Regions from separate parts of the Homo sapiens genome. Here all the other regions are linked to region 2. The links are chromatin contacts, found by Hi-C or POLR2A ChIA-PET in ENCODE. All regions are on one chromosome and are shown on one strand. The core of a region is the stretch at or near the end of the contact, and the rest is flanking DNA. Distances in the headings are between cores, read along the strand shown.

The links. A loop is a pair of places that touch in the nucleus more often than their neighbours do. ChIA-PET counts read pairs that join two places held with the same protein, here RNA polymerase II (POLR2A). Pooled maps may share reads with other maps.
Region 1: a loop to region 2 is called in a map with no recorded cell type, with 4 times the contacts of the local background. The contact joins two enhancer-like sites. A Hi-C loop is called at or near these places in 4 of 168 maps with a recorded cell type or tissue (GM12878, chondrocyte, heart left ventricle and 1 more), 6 of 37 single-sample maps with no recorded cell type and 7 of 50 pooled maps. POLR2A ChIA-PET finds 5 or more read pairs at or near these places in 3 of 52 experiments (AG04450, HepG2 and MCF 10A).
Region 3: a pooled map shows a loop between it and region 2 (3-fold over the local background). The contact joins two enhancer-like sites. A Hi-C loop is called at or near these places in 2 of 37 single-sample maps with no recorded cell type and 7 of 50 pooled maps.
Region 4: a loop to region 2 is called in a pooled map, with 2.8 times the contacts of the local background. The contact joins two enhancer-like sites. A Hi-C loop is called at or near these places in 1 of 168 maps with a recorded cell type or tissue (naive thymus-derived CD4-positive, alpha-beta T cell), 3 of 37 single-sample maps with no recorded cell type and 10 of 50 pooled maps. POLR2A ChIA-PET finds 5 or more read pairs at or near these places in 1 of 52 experiments (AG04450).

What each region holds. Positions count from the first base shown.
Region 1 is chr1:222,454,139-222,456,972 of GRCh38, reverse strand. No RefSeq gene overlaps it. Among named protein-coding and RNA genes, the nearest start is that of TRT-TGT2-1, 9.4 kb to the left of the region's middle. RefSeq lists an enhancer at 1,539-1,588. Within about 2 kb of position 1,437, at least 10 of the 41 ENCODE cell types and tissues checked have a DNase peak (open chromatin) inside an H3K27ac peak, as active enhancers do.
Region 2 is chr1:221,723,674-221,726,373 of GRCh38, reverse strand. The region is part of intron 2 of DUSP10 (dual specificity phosphatase 10); the gene reads left to right. Among named protein-coding and RNA genes, the nearest start is that of DUSP10, 17 kb to the left of the region's middle. Within about 2 kb of position 1,258, at least 12 of the 41 ENCODE cell types and tissues checked have a DNase peak (open chromatin) inside an H3K27ac peak, as active enhancers do.
Region 3 is chr1:221,067,997-221,070,696 of GRCh38, reverse strand. The region is part of intron 3 of LOC101929750 (a long non-coding RNA gene); the gene reads right to left. Among named protein-coding and RNA genes, the nearest start is that of HLX-AS1, 190 kb to the right of the region's middle. RefSeq lists a silencer at 1,504-1,553. Within about 2 kb of position 1,421, at least 4 of the 41 ENCODE cell types and tissues checked have a DNase peak (open chromatin) inside an H3K27ac peak, as active enhancers do.
Region 4 is chr1:222,653,517-222,656,351 of GRCh38, reverse strand. MIA3 (MIA SH3 domain ER export factor 3) reads right to left here. Exons shown (of 28, transcript NM_198551.4): 16 at 2,054-2,109; 17 at 1,873-1,963; 18 at 1,559-1,697. Among named protein-coding and RNA genes, the nearest start is that of MIA3, 37 kb to the right of the region's middle. RefSeq lists an enhancer at 1,141-1,380. Within about 2 kb of position 1,296, at least 10 of the 41 ENCODE cell types and tissues checked have a DNase peak (open chromatin) inside an H3K27ac peak, as active enhancers do.

The sequences.
Region 1 (2,834 bases), core at 188-2,687, 730 kb before region 2:
CCCATGATCCAATCCCACCTCACACCAGGCCCCACCTCCAACATTGGGGATTACATGAGATTTGGGTGGGGACACAGATCCAAACCATGGCAAAAAGCTACCCAAGTGATTTTAATGTGCAGCCAGAGTTGAGTACCATTGCTCTGACAAAATTTTTTATCTTATATATGAACAAGAAGAGACTTCAAGAGCTTAAGTAACTGACCCCAAATAAAGGCCATACAGTCAATTACTGGCCAAGACTCTGGCCCGCTCTATTCCCCTATTGGAAAACCTCCACAGCAGTCACACTTTGGGTCAATTTCTTACAGAGGATAGCTACAGTCTTTATGTCTTTAAATCTAAATCTAGATATATTATTTGAATAGTGCTAGCATACTCTGGCAGAACTTTTGAGAGTGAGGACTGTTCCAGAACTATCTGTGCTATGTGACCTCAGGATCTGGAGGTGGTGACAGGCTCAGATTTTACAGTCAGGAAAGTCTGGTTTCAAATGGTAGTTCAGCCACTGACAGCTCTGCACCCTTGGCCAAGTTACTTGGCATCTCTGATCTTCAGTTTCCTTGTAATGTGAATGTTTTGTCAACACAGACTGGTTTCTTGGTTGTGAAGACTAAATAAGATAAGGCCATAAAAGTCTCAGCACGTAATTAGTGCCTTTTAGGAAGCCGATGACTTATCCATTAGCTGGTGGTGCAATTTTACCTTTTAAATGATAGCAGTACTAGTAATTATTACTGTTGTTGTTCTTCTTATATTCCATGTATTTGCCTTCCAGATAGGTGGTTCTTAAGCAGAGGTGATTTTGTACCCCCAGGAAACATTTGGCAATGTCTATAGGTATTTTGATTGTTATAACAGGGGTGGAGGTTTGGGGACAGTGGTGGGGTGCCAGTGACACCAGTGGGTAGAGGCCAAGGATACTACTAAATGCTCATAATGCGCAGGCAGCCTCCCAACAACAAAGACCTATCTGACCCGATGGTGCGAAGGTCAAGAGACTCTGCTGTAGATATCTGTAAGTAATTGGGAGCTTGAGGGCCCAGAGCCACTGGGTGGTGACAGGATGATAATTCTCAATTTTTGCTATTGTGTGGCAAGGGGGCAATGTGTTTAGGGGGTTGCAAACAGCTCCATGTCTACTCTCAATCACCACAGAGGAAGGACTTTCCAACTCTTTACATATGAGTTGCTGTGGTAACCGGTAAGTAATAACCCTGGGGTTTATACTCCTTAGAGGTGCTGTGAGGATAATCTTGCACCTAAAGTTTAGAAACACTGGTATCAAAGCCTAAAGAAGACAAGACGATTGCATCAGATCCCACAGGAGGGCTGTCTTTCTCCATGCTTGTGTTTTGGGCCCCTGGGGGTTGCATCAGCCTCCTCACTCATGAGCTCATCATTTATAAATGACAGCCGCCAAAGTCGGGAAGTATGAAACAGTTGCCAAATGGAGAACTTGCTCAGCTTTCTTGCTGGAGCCCTGTGTCTTAACTTACTTATATTAAAAAATAAAAGGAGCACAATTCTGCTAGGCAAGCTCTGCTATGTGAGAAGGGAAGAATACATGCAGAACTTCTCGTTGAGAGCACAGAACATTTTCGTGTCTGTCGAGATCACCGTGGTTGCTGAACGTGGCCGCTGTTGAGCAAGTGGTCAGTAGGTGGCGCTAAGTCATCGCCGAGAGGACGCTCCTGTCCTAGACCTGAGTTACTGTCAGTCTTGGAGCGCGCACACCCCAGAGTGAAAAATATAGTAACAGGAAAGATTTAGTTCTTAAAATAAGTCAGCAGCTCAGCGAAGCAGATACTACCTCGGCAGGTACATTTTCTTTCTTGAACTGATGGAAAAGGGCATTTACTGCCTACAGGCTTCTGGCTACAGAAATCAAACAATCAAAATATTCAATTAAATGAAACCAGCAGCAGGCCTGGCCCCAGAAGAGAATGAGAACCAGCTGGGCTCAGCCCTATGTCTGGGATCCGGTACCGACGTTCCTCTGTACTGACACGTCCGGAGCCAATGTCGAGTCACGAGTCACCCAGGCACGGTTTTCTCTCTCCAGTGAAGGCTTTGGGTGCTGAGATGTGCAGTTGTAACGTGTAGCATGGAGACCATTTTAGTGATCTAGCTGGCTCTTCTTAAATTATGGGAGTCCTGGCCGTACATGTAGGTGAGGACGCCACCTTTCCCACCTACGTGAGAAGGTAGGAGAGTGGAGATCCCTTGAGGCGCTGGAACAGGAGTGTTGTCATGGTGATGGGGCCAGTCACAGGGCTCACCAGTCCCTTTGGCGGAGTCTCTGCCTCAATTGTAAGGGAATTTGGAATCACTGGATCAGATGCAAGTTCACAGTCATGTTGCCACTTTTTTCCACAATCTATAGCCCCCACCGTGAAAGCTCCAGTGGGTCATGCTTTAGAAAGGGGAGGGAGGTAAAGAGTGGGTGGGGGGCTTTGAATCCAATAGTCCTGTATCCCAGCTCTGCCACCAGTGAGCTCTGTGACCTTGCAAATGCCATTTTGCTTAAGCTTCAAAGCTCTCCTCTGTAAAATATGCATAGAATGGGCAGGAGGGCTGCCAATGAGCTGCTTGAAATGAGTTCACATCTCTTGGAAGCAGAGAAAGCTTACAACTAAAGTGGCCAGACAGCCATATGTGATCTTAGAAGAACTGTTGAACCCAGAGAGAGGCCTCGAAAATGGAGATGGGCAAATGCCATTCCCACCATGCGAATCCCTTTCCCATTTTTGCTTGTGGCTGCCCAGACTCGGTCCCTACCCACGCTTAATAAATTCTTACAATTTATTCTCCTGCCCTTCAGCTTGACTTGT
Region 2 (2,700 bases), core at 9-2,508:
TTTTACTTACTTGCCTATTAATATAAATTAAGATTGTTTCCAAGGTTTTGGTATGACAAGAGAAACCTCTTGAAGGAAACCCTTGTTTGGAATTTTCTCCACCTTCCCACCCAACTGCACTCCCCATTTAGAGAAATGGGTACTAGCTGCCATTTTGGGTGCTAGTTGCCAGTTTGAGTTTATTTTTCCCCCCAATTCTCTTTCACTTTTTAACTTCTGCTTTTCTTTCCTGAGTGTAAGATCCAAATACCTATCAAAGTTGTGAGTTTTTAGGGACATCTTTATCCTTGACCACAGGTCTTGATACTGATCCTGAATGTGTGTGTTTACCACATGTCCTGTAAGGCACATATTGCAGATCTTGGACCTCTTTGGTGGATAGAGTGAGGACATGAGGAAGCACCACTCAGCGCTATTAAAAATCAGAAGCTATTGTGGAAGTGAATGATCTGGCAAGGCTAACAACGGCTCCTTATTTCATAAATATGAGTCACTCCCAGTTTTACACTGTAGATAAAACACTCTGAAAGGGACAATAAAAGCAGCAAGAGGTAGATTTAGTGAGATGCTGAGTAGATGTGTTTGTGTCTCCCTTCCTCTCAACTTTTCTAAATCCTGAGGTTTTAGTGCAGTGCTGAAGTCTTCTAGGGGCTTAAGCAAACACAGGCAGCAAAAACACATCAGAATGGAAAGATAATTCCCATTAGTTCATTTTGCCAAATTGAGGTAAAGTGCCCTTTAAATAGGAGATAATTCTTTGACAGATAATTAGCTTGTCTTCCTTGATAAAATATGTGAATTGGTTGAGTATATTATAATTAATTTTGCATATTATGTAAAAATCTATTCATGTACACTTACTAGGTGAATCTCTTAATTCCTACCTTGAGGATGGCTAGAAAGCCCCATTTCTGCTCCAGTGAATAGAAAGAGCTGGAGGAATGCTGTGGTTATGGAGTCCAGGAAGCCCTCTCTTACAAAGATTGGGAGGAGCTGAATGTGGTATATCATTATTAAAAGACACAGAGACTTCATATTAATACATGCATTTATTAAAACAAACTTTGAGAACACTTTTAGGCCTGAGAATGAGATGCTACAAAGTTGCCTAAATAATTACCTTGAAATCAATCTCTTGCTAGTGACATTCTTCTGGCTTCCCAATGTGGAGCTTTTTCCAGGGAGTGGAGTGAGTGATTGGCTGGGTGCAGCTAGCTGTTGGCTGGGCGGTGGCTGTGGGAAGTAGCCTGAGAGGGCACAGAACAGTTGCTCAATGACTCAGTGAGTCAAAGCTCCTCTCTGCAGTTTTTCTTCCCCCTACTCCTTAAGCCATTCTGAGCTCCTTCAGGCATCCCCATGTATCTGCGCACTGCTTTTGGGGTGTCTTTTCTCATTCAAAGCTATTGTCGTGGCTACTTGATTTGGCTCATATTAAAACGTGCACTGGGAGATGTTGGAGTGCTGAAATAAAAGAGCATGCTGTAGTTAATCGATCAGAGAGCCTCTCTTCTCCAAGTTGAAGTGTTTCTTTTCCTGAAAATAGAGTGGCTATTTGATGTTCCATGGGAGCCGAATGACTTCCTGGTGTAGTGTGGCTTATAGCACCGTAGATTTTAGTCATTGGTCACTACCCCTCCATGTGCATGCACACACATTCACATGCAAACAAACACATATTTTAGTTAACATTTGTAGAATGGGAACAATTATGACACTGAGCATTAACTCATTTAATGGGGATAGCAATAGTATTAAATCTATCTGCAGCGTCCAATATAGTAGCCTTGCTGCAAGCCAAACGTGGCCATTGAGCACTTGAAATGGGGCCAGTCCAAACAGAGATGTGCTGTAGGTGTAAAATATATACCAGATTTCAAGACTTTATATAGAAAATAATGTAAAATATTTCATTAGTAATTGTTTTAATATTGACTCTTGAAATGATATTTGCACATGTTAAGAAAAATATATTAGCAATATTTTACCTGTTTGTTTTTACTTTCTTGAATGCAGCTACTAGAAAAAAAAAATGCTTGTTATTATAGTAGCCTGAATTCCATGTCTATCAAATGTTGCCGATCTCAATGTGGTAATAACAGTATTATTATCCCCACTTTTTAGATGAGGCAATTGAGGCTGAGAGAGGTTAGGTAAGTTGCCCAAGGTCTCACAGCACAATGCCAAATTCAGACCTGCCTGACTCCAGAGCCCACACCCTTCATCACTAAGAAACTGTTGTATAATAGAGAATTTGTCTGGCCGTTGTCCTCAGTTCCTGGGAAATAATTTCTAAACCCTTGGAACTCCCCGAGTGTTAGGAGTGTCTTTGTTATGCATGATGAGCCCCTTGGATCACACCTGTGTTTATGTTAATGCGATGACTCAGGATAAGAGTTTATCATCAGAAAGACATCCACATGATTAGAAGGTCAGGGCTTTGTATTAGTTCATCTTCTTCAGCAGAAGAGAGTGGGACTGAAGATTGAGTTCAATCACAAGGCCAATAATTTAATTATGCCTAAGTAATGGAACCCAATAAAAACTCTGGACACCAAAGCTCAGTTAAACTTCCTAGTGAACACATTGCTGTGTCAGCAGGGCAATGTGTCCTGATTGCACAAGGAGAGGGCCTAGAAGCTCCATATGCAGGACCCTCCCAGATATTGCCCTGTATGTGTCTTTATCTGGCTCTTCCTGATT
Region 3 (2,700 bases), core at 172-2,671, 660 kb after region 2:
CTTGGAGCTTCCTATGCATGAACCTGAAGAACTACCATCAGGGGCAACCAACTCATGATTGTATTCCCAATGCCATTTGCAGTCATTCCCAGATTTTTAAGGAAATGTCTCACTATGCTGTCTTACCATAGGCAATATAGATAGCCTTGGCTCTCCTCTCTTTAGATTCGTACTCAGAGAACTATCTGCTAGTGAAAAGGAAAAGAGTGCAATCTACCAGGCAAAATAGAAAGTTAAGGTATGGAAGGTGCTCACTTTCCAAACAGCTGCTACAGTGCTATTATTAATACTGCCATGGTTATTTTCACGTAGGATATCTAGCACAGAAGGAAAATCAATCTCCAGCCAGGTCTGGGAGGACTCAGAACAGAGCTTCAAGGAGAGCATAACAAATGCCCCAAACTCCTTCTGCTTACTTCACTTAAAGTCTTATTAGTATCATCATTTCCAACTGGGCAACAACCACATCTGCCTCCCTTCTGCTTTCTCAGCCATCGCCAGTGGCAAGTTGGTGGTTGGATATTTTAGGTGGGTTCTATATGGTGGTTTTCAAAATTTTGTAACCCAAAACTTAGCTCTCCCTTCTGCATGGAACTATTGTGATTTAAAATTAGTAGTCAAGGTAGTTCCTCAATTAAGGAGTATTTGGAACAGGGAAAGTCTGCCTGAATAATGTCTGATTCTATACTTTCACGTGAATGTACTCCAACATGTACATCCATAGGTAATTCTGTATTATGGGGGTTATTAAAAAATATAAAGTTTGAAGATATCTTCGAGTCATTTTACCTGCTAGAACAATACTTGTCTAGTATCAGTTAACTGGTCACAAAGGAGAGGTCTTGTCTTACTCTCAACAGTCTCTGATGGTGTCATTTGAACACTGACACATGCAGATATTTTCTCTCTTTCTTTCTCATATGTGGTCTTGTTGAAACTCCACAATAACTGCGTTTGGAATCTACAGTCATATAAATTTAGATCATCATGGGAGATAATTATACTGTGGAAATGATACGATATTTACATGTCGAAAAGGAGTCATAATTCTTCGAAATAGATGCCTGCTAGCTTTCTTAAGAACTCATTTCACAAATTCAAGTTGAAACAAATGAATACATGTTCCTCTTTTTGCTTCCTCTTTTGAGCAATTTTATGATTGAAAAAAAAAGACACATTACCACAATGGAAAATACCTCATTTTTCCATTAAAATGTGCTCTTTTTAAACAGCTATCCCCCCACCCACTTCCCTGTTTATTGGGTTAAAAGGAGCCATTTCTAGGAGACCAAGCCAAAGTCTCAGCAAGGAGGTGGAAAGCTAGGTGCTTGGAAGGCTAGTCTGTTACCTACCCTACACTACAATGACTGTGGCAGCATCAACAACAGCACCAAACCAGCCAGCTGGAAAGTGAGAACAAATCATTCTAGTGACTGACAGTTTGGTCCCCTCTGTGTCCCAGGAGAGGCCAGGCTGATTTTCACCCACAGCGGGAGGCACTGGTTCAATCAGGTCTTCTTGCAGCTAGTGGATCCAGAATCAGAATGTTCTTATACAAATACCACTTTGTGTCCTGAAAAAGAGAGATTCCACATGGACCCAAACTACAGGTGTTTGTACAAGAACATTCTGTGGAATCTCTCTTTTTGAGGATGCAAAGTGCTATTTGTATAAAATGGCTTCATTTCACCAGCAATTTTGATTTCATTTTTCAGCCTAATTTGGGTAAAAAAAATGAAACCAAAATTGCTAATGAAATAAAAACCAATGTTTCATGGGTTGAATTTTTAACTTTTTGTATTAGCCCAACAGCGTCCATCTCTTCTAGTTAAATATCGACTTCTCTCCAGGTAGATATTCTAAAGACAAATGGAAAATTCAAACAAGTATGCTGACCTATAAAATGATGTCGACAAATAGTTTAAAGGGTTGACCAAATACTTTGCTCCTTAACTTGATTCTCTCCTTTTTAGTTAGACAGTTACAGTGTCATCAGAGAGAAAATAAGGAAACTAAAGATTGTTCAGGATTTGGCTCCTCACACTAATTTTATTCTCATGAGTTAAGATTTCCTTGATTCAAAATAGGGCTCTTCCCCTTTTGTTCATCTTTCCACAAGGTTCACACTCTCCTAAGGCCTGGGATTTCTCCTTAGACAGCTTCATCCCTACAATTATCTCAGGATCTGTGCAGATTCTCCACACATGGTGTTATTCATAGCATGCAGATGGGGTATTCCTATTCCTAATAATTTAGGTTAGAAAAGTACATTATGGATAAAATACAGCAATCTCTTAATGATCTCTTCTACATGGATAGCAAGCAGAAGTGCTCATGAATTCTAGGTAATTTAAGTTTATACATATCAGAAAATATTACCAAAAGCTTCCAACCATTTCTCTCTTCTCTCTCTCTCTACATACATTCTCATTCTCTCTCTCTCTCCCTCCCTCAAAAAGTATCTCTGCAGCATTTCACACAAGAAATTAATTAAATCCCATTGATTCTTTCTGGGAAATATGCTACTGAGCAGGAACATCCACTTAAGATGAAAAATACTAAAGGTGAGGAAGAGAAGCAAAAGTTTAGGATAATCTTCATGCTGGATTATAACTTAAATCCTGAATAACCTGGATTTGGCTGAACTTCACTCTTTTTTATGTTGTTTTCTTTTTTCAAATAAACTTCAAGGCATGAGAT
Region 4 (2,835 bases), core at 47-2,546, 930 kb before region 2:
ATCCTTTTAAAATGGAGTCAAACTAAAGACATTTTCATACAAAAGTAAACTCACTGAACCTGCATTAAAGTATATTCTTTGGCCGGGCGCGGTGGCTCACACCTGTAATCCCAGCACTTTGGGAGGCCGAGGCGGGTGGATCACGAGGTCAGGAGATTGAGACCATCCTGGCTAACACAGGTGAAACCCCATCTCTACTAAAAATACAAAAAAAATTAGCCGGGCATGGTGGCGGGCGCCTGTAGTCCCAGCTACTCGGGAGACTGAGGCAGGAGAATGGCATGAACCTGGGAGGCGGAGCTTGCAGTAAGCTGAGACCACGCCACTGCACTCCAGCCTGGGCGGCAGAGTGAGACTCTGTCTCAAAAAAAAAAAAAAAAAAAAAAAAGGGAAAGAAAGTCTGGAGATACGTGATTAGCTAGGGGACTGGCATAAAAGATGACAAGGGCCTGAATTAACACAGTGACTTTAGGGGTGGACAGTAGAGTACAAACCACACATGGAGACTGAATGAATTTTGGGGAAGTTGAATAAAACACTGCCACATCAATGGGTTAACTGTATCACGAAGAAAAACAGTTGCCATTTACGTAATTCACATTACTATTGGAGGCAGAGAAGTGCTCTTTTTTAAAAAGTAATGAAATGAGGAATGTCTCTCTGAAGCAGGACAGGCATTTATTTAGAGCTGGCCTGAACAAAACCTGGAAAATCTAAACTGGCTGCCTGGTGAGCAAAGAATTAGAGAAAAAGTTAATGGTATGGTTTCAATATTTAATGGCATACAGCAGTAGCAGTCTAAGCATTTAAAAAAGTTAAATTTGCTTAGCAAGAGAGGCCTCCTCACACACTGCCATATACACCAAAGAGTAAAACATAAGAGCAAACACAAATAGCAACTGCCACAGATAACCTATTTTTAGAGAATTCAGATGTTTTTGTGGACAAAAAACTTGAACTATAAAAATATACCTCTCAAAAGGTACCTCGCTCGAAATTTGAGATATGTATTTCAGAGGATTATTATCTAAATATACACACCAAATAGTTCTACATTCAAAACTCCTAATATCTTTGCCACAATTATGTTTAGTTTGAATATTTTACTCTGTGAAGTCCAAAACTAAATGTACCTTCAATAAGTAAATTTTCCTTTTTTGAAGTTTTTATTCTACTAAAACACGTCATACAAATCCCTCAGACTGTTTAAAGGAAATTACATAATTGACCACAAAGAAAGGAAAGTGAAACAAGTGGCGGAGCCACAGACAAGGCATGGCCAGATCTTCAAAAGAGAAGCACTCCCACAGCAGCGACCGTCAGTACCAGTACACTGCTCCCCCTTAAGTGAGTTACAGGCAACAGTTTTTGACTACTGGTTAGAAAGGAAAGAAAAATGCAGCTTATGAGAAACAAAGCAGAAAGAAAGAAAGACAAATTTATACTAATTACAGATGCAAAAGAGTACAATCCTGAAAAACGATAACATTATCTATATTAGTACACATTTATTTACTGACATGACAATACAGTTAACAGTAAATGATGATAATCTTACTTTTGCAAAGCCATCTCCTTCTGCTGATAGAGCTCATTCAGAATCTCCACTTTCTGCCTCAAGGTTTTGCATTCATCTTCCAGTCCAGCTTTGGCAGCTTGTAGTGAGTTGCGGTCATCTTCCAATTTCTTTACCTGGTCTGTAAAGGATAAAACATTTGAGTTCCATATGTGTGCACAAGAACTTGAGAACTTGGTTGGGGGCTGGTGCTGAGAGAAATGAGAAGTATGAAAGCAGGAAGCCGCTCTTTATCTTTCTAATGCAATTTTGTATCTTTCCAATATATAGCAATTTCTTCTCAAGAAGCAACCTACCTTCCAGGTTACATTTAGTGGACACGGAGGCTCTTAGCTTAAGCTGTAAAAGCTTTAGATCCTCTTCAACTACCGATATTGCAGTCTGTGTCTAAAAATTGCAGAAGAGACAAGTATTCATAAAAGTGAGGCATAGTAAAAGTATTCACAGGCAATTATGGGACTCTAAAAACGATTATACCCGAGAGACATCCATCATCTGCTTAATTTGATTTTTCATCTTCTCATTCCGGTCACCTAAAAAACAAAAGGCTTTCTTTCATTGCTTTTTCTTCCCTTGCTTTTTAAATCTATATTTTCTTGATTTACCCAAAACTAAACAATTGTCATGTTCAAACATTTAAAGAACAAACAAAAACAGAAAAGGATTAGACTGACTTTTAAGAGAACTGCAAACTTAAGACTGAAAAAGTGAATTCCCATTTGTACAATAAACATGTTATACATGCCATTATTGAGCAAGAAGAAACATGTGAGATAAAGCTCTTTCTTCCATCTGGGCTTAGTGTCTTATTCAGAAAGATTCCCTCCTATTCTCCTCCAGAATCTACTACCAGGTGTGGTTTAAAACACCCACTACACAAGCAATATCCAACTTGAGAGAGGGCATCTAGAAACATTTTCCTCATCAGTAAACACTGCAACACTATAGCCTCCACTCTCATGGCCTTAGTTTATGGATCCAACCACCTCAGTACTCTCAAAACCAGTTGTGGTTTTCTTTCATGGCCTTAGTCAGTTTATGCCTCCAACCACCTCAGTACTCTTAAAACCAGTTGTGGGCCTTAAAACCACACAGCTACTGAGATGACAAGTTTTAAAATGTTATCTCCATGAAATTGAAAAACAAGTTTCTACTACTGTATGTGTCCAATACTTAGAGGTGTAAGACATGACCAGTGCAGCTCCCGTGCACCCTTCTAGTCTCAATGTGAAAACAAAGTCAGTGTTCACTGCATGCTT